Regions from separate parts of the Homo sapiens genome. Here region 2 is linked to region 1. Evidence: read pairs that join two places in POLR2A ChIA-PET (ENCODE). Cell type or tissue: A673. All regions are shown on one strand. Each heading gives the region's core, and the rest is flanking DNA. Links, peaks and the distances in the headings are about the cores only. Region 1 has its middle 50 kb from the start of PEX5. Region 2 overlaps CD163L1 (CD163 molecule like 1).

Region 1 (4,399 bases), core at 88-4,087:
GTCAGAAGGTGTCAGAGTGGACATGCAAACCCAAATGTTTCCAGCTCTGGCACCCTCACACTCACCACCCAACCACACCCCTCTTAGGTTGCCCAGTTTCTAGGTACACTGACCAAGCACTTTCCTGGAATATTGAATGGGGGTAGTAAGGCTTAAGTTTAGATCCTGTGTTTAGATCTGGTAGGAAGAGCACAAATGGTTTGTAAGGAAAATCCCTTTAATGGTTACCTAATTTCAGATTGTGGGTGAAAACTCAAATATCCTGTCTCTAGGGGAAGAAGGAAATATTACAATTCATATAAAACTAAACCAACCTGTTTCTCTGTACTGTCCACACATGGTAAGAAAAGTTTCTTTTTCTCTAAATACTTTCATTGTTGCTACTAATCATAGTGCCATTGTTTTTGAGTACTTTATGATTTGTCAAGTACTTTTGTCCCAACTTTTAATTTTGCAAATTTTTGAGTCTACAAGTGTCAAAATAGTAGCACAATGAACACCTACTTGTACATCTCTCACCTATATTCACTTATTATTAAAATTTTGCCTCATTTACTTTATATTTGCTTTTTTCTTTCCTTTTTTGAGACAGAGTCTCACTCTGTCACCCAGACTGGAGTGCAGTGGTGCGATCTCTACTCACTGCATCCTCCGCCTCCTGGGTTCAAGTGATTCTCCTGCCTCAGCCTCCCGAGTAGCTGGAATTACAGGCACCCACCACCATGCCTGGCTAATTTTTGTATTATTAGTAGAGACGGGGTTTCACCATGTTGGCCAGCCTGGTCTCAAACTCCTGACCTCAAGTGATTGGCCCACCTTGGCCTCCCAAAGTGCTGGGATTACAGGCATGAGCCACTGCACCCGGCCTATTTGTATATTTTTAATGAGACATTTGGGAGTAAGTGCAGACATTATGATACTTTGTTCTTAAATATTTCAGCAGCATTCTCTGAAGAACAAAGATTTTCTTCTTAATCATCAGCATTATTACATCTATGAAAATTAAAAATAATTCTTTAATTCTATCTAATATCCAGCCAATATTTAGATTTTCTCAGTTGTACTCGAATGTGTTTTACAGCTTTGGTAAATCCAGAATTCAATCAAGGTTCATTTATTTATTTGGTTCTCATATCTCCTTAGTTATTTTTATCTAAAACTGTCCCACCACCATTGTTTGTTTTTCATGACATGGACATTTTGAAGAGTAGAGGACTGTTGTGTTAGAAAATGCCTCACTTTCTAATTTCCTTATAATGAGATCCGAGATAAACATCTTTCTCAAGAATGTTATGTAGGAAATGTGTAGTTCTTATTTGCTTATATTGAGGAAACATTGTGTTGTCTCGTTTTGGATACTGACAGTTTTGATCTTTCGATTAAAGAGGTGACTGCCATTTCTCTCCATTGTAAAGGTATATTTTCCTCTTTGTAATTAGTATGTAATCTGTTGTGTAATAATTTGAGACTGCGTAAGTATCCTATTCTCCAGTTAACTTTCACCCAACTATTTTAGCATCCATAGATGATTCTTTTCTTTTCAGAATCAATTATTAAAATAGAGAGTGGCTGGGCACAGTGACTCAAGCCTGCAATCTCAGCACTTTGGGAACCTAAGGTGGGCAGATCACTTGAGCCCAGGGCATCAAGACTAGCCCGGGCAACATGACAAACCCCATCTCTACTAAAAAAAAAAAAAAAAAAATTAGCCAGGCATGGTGATGTGCACCTGTAGTCCCAGCTACTCAGGAGGCTTAGGTGGGAGGATAGACTGAGCCCAGGAGGTCAAGGCTGTAATGAGCTGTGATCACACCACTGTGCTCCAGCCTGGGCAACAGAGCAAGACCCTGACTAAAAAAAAATTAATAAAATAAAATGGGAGGTGCAGTATGTATAAGAAAGTGCTATTTCTTATACATTAATTAGGTGACATTATTCCATAAAGATGAGCAGATCACGGTCCATATTTTCTATAAAGGGGAGCTTTCTTTTAATTATTTTAAAAATACTTGTATTTATTTAGCCTTTCCTGATAATAAAACTCATTTATGTTCAATACAAAAAACTTTGAAAAATATAGAAAAGACCAAAGAAGAAAAGCCTGTCCATTCATAATGCCACCATTATCACTCACCATGAACATTTGGTGTGTATATATCCTTTATTCTTTTTCTATTTATGTGTATTGTTTATCAAAATGGGATTATTTTCTATCAGCTTTTGTGAAGCCTGTTTTTTTACTTATGATTTTCAGATACAAGTAAATCTTATATGACTATTTATTTATTTATTTGAGACAGAGTCTTGCTCTGTCACCCAGGCTGAGTGCAGTGGCACAATCTCGGCTCACTGCAACCTCTGCCTCCCGGGTTCAAGAGATTCTCCTGCCTTGGCTTCCTGAGTAGCTGGGATTACAGGTGCTCGGGACCACACCTGGCTAATTTTTGTATTTTTAGTAGCGACAGGGTTTCACCATGTTGGCCAGGCAGGTCTGGAACTCCTGACCTCGTTTAGTGATCCTCCCACCTCGGCCTCCCAAAGTGCTGGGATTACAGGTGTGAGCCACCACACCCCGCTCTTATATGACAACATTTTAAATAATTGTATAGAATCCTATCAAGGACAACTATGATGATCTATTTATCATATCTACCATTGTTGAAAATTTTGGTTATTTCCAATGTTTTATACTGTAAATACTGCTTCAATGAGTATTCTTGTTAACTCTTTAAATGCTTCTTTGAGTATTTCTTGTGGAGTTTTTGAGTTAAAGCCTAGGTAAAACATTTTAAATAATTTAATATTATGAATTTCTGTAAGAGAATATTGCTTAATATTTCCAAACTTTGACAAGACAACTTAATACGCTGAAACTTTAAAATCTTGTTCCCACCCGTAAGACACAGATTCCAAAGAAGAGATGCAGATCTCAAATACCTACTGGGATTATTATGTTGTTTGGGAGTGAGCTGCTTACACAGCGTTTTACTGGAGTTCATTAGAACTTCAATAAGCAGGTTGTCCATTAGATGTAAGAATCTGAACAAATTAGTCACATGGTCTCTATGGCAACGAGTAAATGCTGTTAGAATCTGTGAACACTCCACAGAACAATCCAGCAAAATGGGCCTGCCTCATGCAAAGGAGCATTTTTACCAATCCCTTTCATTGTGTTTCTGGTATAAGAACCTTAGTCTAAATGCACCTTTTTCTGATGAAATTTTTGTCATGGGCAGTGTGAAAATTAAAGGAACAATTCAAAGCCAGGGAGCAGTGATTGCATGTGATGAATGATGAGCCTGAGAAAACAGCAGCCAACAACCCTTACACAGTCCGTACCTGGCCCTTTGCTAAAATGCTGTGTTCATGTTGCCTCATTTAAACCTCAGGACAAACTTGTGAGTGAAGTGCCATTATTATTCCTGTTTCCAGCTGGGCCAGGAAAAAAAAAAAAAAAAAGAGCTGAGATTAAGAGAAATGACCAAGAAAAGTTCTCCATGTGTGTTGAGTTTTCTATGTGGAATCCCCCGGAGAGTGGGGATCCTGACTTATTTTTCTCAGTCTCCCTTATGGGTAGCCACAGTGCTCAATTCATATCATTAAATGATTGTGAAAGGGAAGTAAATATAGGTTTCTGGATTTGTCATTTTATCAGGTGAGCTGGGAGGAATATTCTTCAGCAAGAGGCCACATGCTTTACCTCACAGGGGACAGAGGGATCAGGGATAAAGATGGCTACTCTGGTTGTCTGGTAGAGCTGATGATGTTGCTGATGCGTTGGGTCAGAGGTTGTGAATGCTGTGGTTATTGCTATTGAGCTTGGGGCTGAGAGAGTTTGGAGAAGATGCTGGACCACCTCAGATACATCAGAATTATATTTCTAAAGTTTAGAAAATGCAAACAACCAAAAATAAAAAATAAAACTTATGCACAGTCTCATATTTTGGAGTATATTCTTCTAGTCTTCTTTCTTCTTATATGTAAACTTTTTTAATACAAGTGAGTTCAGGGAGAAATGCTCTAGCATAACTTGCCTTTTTCACTCAACATTGTAATAGAAATATTTTTTTCTGTGCAATTAAATATATAAATTCATTTTTAAAATTTGAGTTTATCATGACCAATAAATACACAGATCTTACATGAACAGCTCAATGGATCTACATATATATAAACCCCTCTAACCATCTAGATCAAGATATAGGATATTTCTAGCCTCCTGGGCTCTCTCATGTCCTTAGACCTCAGACCTCATACCTCTGTGAAAGCTGTACTTCTTTCATGAACGGTAGACTAAATTTCTACGCCTAAAGACAGTTTCAAGGACTGAGACTAAATTCTAAGGAGCAATTAATTCCAAGGAGCAGATGGTGGCAAGCAGATACCATGAGACATCCTG
Region 2 (4,399 bases), core at 273-4,272, 200 kb after region 1:
CTTTTTTTTTTTTTTTTTGACACTGTATATTTATTTGAAAACCGGAAAATACAGGTTTGTGGCTTCAGGGAATCACCCTTGTATACTGTGGTACATGATCAATGATCATTAAATCCTCTTCACACAAAAGAATTTTGCTTCCTCAGTCAACCATATAATAATTCACAAAATATCAAATTCAAAACCCAACACCAGTTTTCCAACCCTCTTTTAGGAATTTTATTATTATAAAAAAAAAAAAAGAAAATTCTAAGAAAGTTTTCCACCCATAGTCTTAACCAATCATGACTATTTTACTTCTCCATGTTCCCCCTTCTGGTCCTTGTACTTTTACATGCATAATCTTTTTTAAAATTCATTTTTGCTTACATTACACACATATTTTTACATGACTGTGTTCACATTTATGTAGGGTTTTTCTTCTCCACTGCATTTTCTAAGTTGTTCTATTTTGCTGTAGCACTAATGAAGATAATACTGCCATAAATAACTATGTATGCACAGCTTTTCCTTCTTTAAAATGATTTCCTTAAAATAAATTCCCAAAACTGGAAATAATGGATGAAAAAAATGATGTTTTTTATAGCCCTTGATAAATATTGCATATATAAATACTCTCATAATTTGGAAAATATATCCATTTTGCAAAGCCATATAAAAATAATTTTTATAATGGGACAAATTCTCTATTAAATACATTTTTATAAGCATTAAAATACTGGTTAATGTAGTTTGTGTCCTATTATTTAATAGTGGTATACTCAAGACAACAGGGGAAATGACCAAGCAGGATGTGAAAAGCTAATAAAATAAGCTGATGAAGCTATAAACCTGAGTATACAATGCTCCATATATCATCTGAGTACCTCTAAAAACCATCCTGATTTTTGCTCACAAATTAGCCTATAATTTTCTAGTCAAAATCATTCTAAGAGAAACAAACCAGAGACTAAGAGATAAGCTGCAGTGTCCAAGAGCTGGAGGATCTTCATTTATGACCGCCCATGGTCATAAACACTTTCTCATAGCTTGACTGTTTCCCTTTCCTTGCTTGTGAAATGTCTTGGCCACTCAACACGGGTTTTCTGCTGCCTCCCGTGGCCCTTACCTCCTCGGCTGAGTCCATGGACCAGAGGCCTCTCTCTTCCCCGCTCAACCTCCAGCCCTTTGGCGTTTGGACAGATATAGGCATAAGCTTCTCTAACTCTGCAGCACTTTTGCCTCTGTCTTGATTCCTCTGCTTTTTAGGCACAGTTTTCTTCTCTAAGAATGCGTTCTTGTTCTCTAGCTTCCTGCTCTCTCTAGTGTCCTCAACCTTTCTCGGGGTCTTCTTTTTCCTCCTGCCTCTGACATCGGTATCCTCCTCAGCACTCATGGCACTGTCTAGGGGCTTCTCAAAGCCATGCTCCAGCCCTGTGTCCTGCCCTGCTCTCTCTCTTGCACTTTTAGTGTTTTGTTTCTCTTCTCTGCTGTCGGAATGTAGCCCTTCATTGTCATCCTCCGGAAAGGGGGAATCATTAAGTACACTTGATTCAGATTCCACCTGGGATTCGACAAATTTTCTTTTTTTGTTTTTCTATTTTCTTTGGGATCTTCTCTTGTTTTCGTCTTTAAATCTCTTATTTCACCCTTTTTAACTTTAATTCCTTTGTTTCTTTTACTTCATCTTTTTTGGGCTTTTTGGACTCCTTTAGTTCTTCTTTGGCTTCAGAAATTCTTTTCTTTGTCCTTAAATCAAACTAAACTTTCCAAGGAGCTCTCCAGGTCTGGTTTGGACTTGTCTTTTAGCTTCCCGGCCTTTGCTTTTTTCTTTTTCAGATCATCTGGGCTTTTCTCCTCTCTCTGCCTTAATTTTTTCTTTTTCTTCTTTGGGGAAGTATCTTCTTTTGTCTTACTTTGCTGACCGCTATCAGAGTTCGCCTCAAATATGTCGTTATTTAAGGATAGTCTCTGAATATCCTTCCTGACTGCTTTGGCTTTGTTCTCTGCAATTTTCTTCCTAAATTCAAGAAGCACTTCTTTACAGTCCTCCAGGTGAGTCTCGGGCTCCCAGGTATCGTCATCCGATGTATAGCCTTTCCAGCGAACTTTGTAAAGAATTTCACCCCCCTCGATCTTTATGTCCAGGATCTTCTCCACCTCGAACACATCCTCTCCGTCCTCCTCACTGTCGCCAAAGGCCTCCGCTCCTCTCGCGGCTGCGTCATTATCCCCGCCCACTACTCCAACTCCTTCTTCGACTTCGGCCAACTCCTCAGTGCTGTCGGCAGCTGACACAGGGGCTGCGGTCACACTCGCTCCCTCCGCAGCCTGCTCCATCCTAGCAGCTCCGCAAACCGCCGAGGAAAACCCGCTGCGACACACACCCCAGCAGCTCCTCGCGTTCCGCGCTCCGCCCTACTCCACATCAGCGGCGTAACGGAAGCCGACCAATGGCGGGCTTGGACCCGCCGCGCCAGCGTGGCCACGTCCCGCTCAGGCTCCGCCGCCTGCTCTTGGCTCCGGGTAGCCGGCCAGGGCGGACACTTAACACTCGCGTCGGCCGCGGCCGGCCCTCCGCGCAGGCAGCCCTGGAGGCGGCCCCGCGAAGCTCAGGAGCGCCCCTGCGACGGGGAGGGCGGACTGCGCAGTGCCGCGCCCGGGCAGGGACCTGGAGCCGCCGCCGCCCACCGGCCCTGCCGCCATCCCCCCACCGCCGCACGGGAAGCGGAAGTGGGTGCGGGACCGCGGCGCGCCCAGCCCGGCCAGCTCCCGCGCCCAGCCCGGCCCTTGAATTCATCTTTTTATGGCTGCATAGTATTCCATGGTGTGTAACACATATATATTTTTAATTGTATTTAATTCTTTGATTTCTGTATCTTGTAAGTTTTTATTAACCGATTTTTCTATTTGCAAAAATACAATATCCATATTTTTTCAGTGAGACATTTTACGTTTGGAAACTATCTTTATCTTTTTTCTTTTTTTTTTTTTTTGAGATGGAGTCTTGCTCTGTCGCCCAGGCTGGAGTGTAGGGGCACGATCTCGGCTCACTACAACCTCCACTTCCTGGGTTCAAGCAATTCTTCCACTTCAGCCCCCCAAGTAGCTGGGGTTACAGGTGCACACCACCACACCCGGCTAATTTTTGTATTTTTAATAGAGATGTGGTTTCACTGTGTTGGCCAGGCTGGTCTCGAACTCCTGACCTCAGGTGATCTCCCCACCTTGGCCTCCCAAAGTGCTGAGATTACAGGCCTGAGCCACTGTGCCCGGCCGGATTTGGAAATTCTCTTTATCTGAAGGAGAAAAATGTCAACGAAAAATGTAATATGAAATGCATAAAAATAATTTGGACACCTTTATTTACAGGGTATAGCTATTGAAGGTCCAACATTATTTTTACATGTTCTATTTCCCTCAAAATATGCACTTAGGGTAGTGAGTAGGGGAAAGGTAGAATAGAGGATTGTAAGCCCAAAAGTTATCATCCATCAGAACTCACTAAAACTGCTGATGAGAAAGCAGGAATTCAGGAGCAGGATGCAAGTTACCACAGCAGAGAAAAGGTTCTGATGACAGCAGCATCTTCCAAAATCTGGAGAAACAAAATATAGCAGGGTAGAATTTCATGTCTTTCTAAGAAATGTTAGATGACCTCAATGACTTAAATCCAAAATAAAATAGAAGGAGTAAGATGAATTATTCTTCCACCTGTCAAGGATACCGCACAAGAAAGTCCTTTTCCCAGGAAAAGCCACAGGACTAGCTCCTGTTTGTGATGGAAAGGCACCAAGTGGTTTGTAACAGGGCAGATATTTTAGCATGTGATTCATTGAAAAATTGCATTCTGTGTCCAAATATATTTTGTGGCTGTTTGGGGTAATTGATTAGCATTTTGGGTTACTGAGTAATTTTTACTTCTCAACTCTTTGACCCTCTCCTCATTTTTACTGTTTTTCCTCCTAACGTTATCCCCCTACTTTGTTCATTCATTTGCTCCTTTATTGAGTATGACATATGTACCCGATCTTGTGCTTCATTATGGGAATAGAGGAATGAATAAGTGTTCTTGCCTGTATTCCACTCAGTGGCTTGTGACTGGAATGTACAAGCAAATCAACATTTGGAGGTCACTATAATAACTGCTGATTGAGCTCATGATTATTTACCAAAGCTATCCACTTTTCTTCAGGGTCACTATTCTATTATTCCTACAGAATCTTGCCACTTCCTCACTTCTCCCTGTCTTTTCAGTCATGCTCAGTTCTGCATCTAATAAAGTTTATGCTACACGTGTGGGGAAAGAATGAACTAAGATAGGCAGGAGCAATACACAAGCGAAGGAGTTGAGAATTTATTCTGAGAGTTATTTGGAGACTATAAAGAATTGAATCAGTGTAATAAATAAAATTTACAT

What was found. Peaks named below come from ENCODE experiments on the same cell type or tissue, not always from the same donor. Only the 100,000 strongest peaks of a DNase experiment are listed, where the experiment ranks them.
Region 2: POLR2A ChIA-PET joins it to region 1 with 6 read pairs; 2 of 35 experiments call an interaction of 5 or more read pairs at or near these places.

What each region holds. Positions count from the first base shown.
Region 1 is chr12:7,237,197-7,241,595 of GRCh38, forward strand. It overlaps the pseudogene LOC100420983. Among named protein-coding and RNA genes, the nearest start is that of PEX5, 50 kb to the left of the region's middle. In A673, for the core only: no CTCF peak of the experiment used is centred there; no DNase peak of the experiment used is centred there.
Region 2 is chr12:7,437,670-7,442,068 of GRCh38, forward strand. It overlaps CD163L1 (CD163 molecule like 1), which reads right to left. Exons shown (of 20, transcript NM_174941.6): 2 at 3,485-3,577. It also overlaps the pseudogene LOC100419928. Among named protein-coding and RNA genes, the nearest start is that of CD163L1, 4.3 kb to the right of the region's middle. In A673, for the core only: no CTCF peak of the experiment used is centred there; a DNase peak (open chromatin) is centred at 2,492; H3K4me3 peaks cover 1,285 bases; H3K27ac peaks cover 1,785 bases.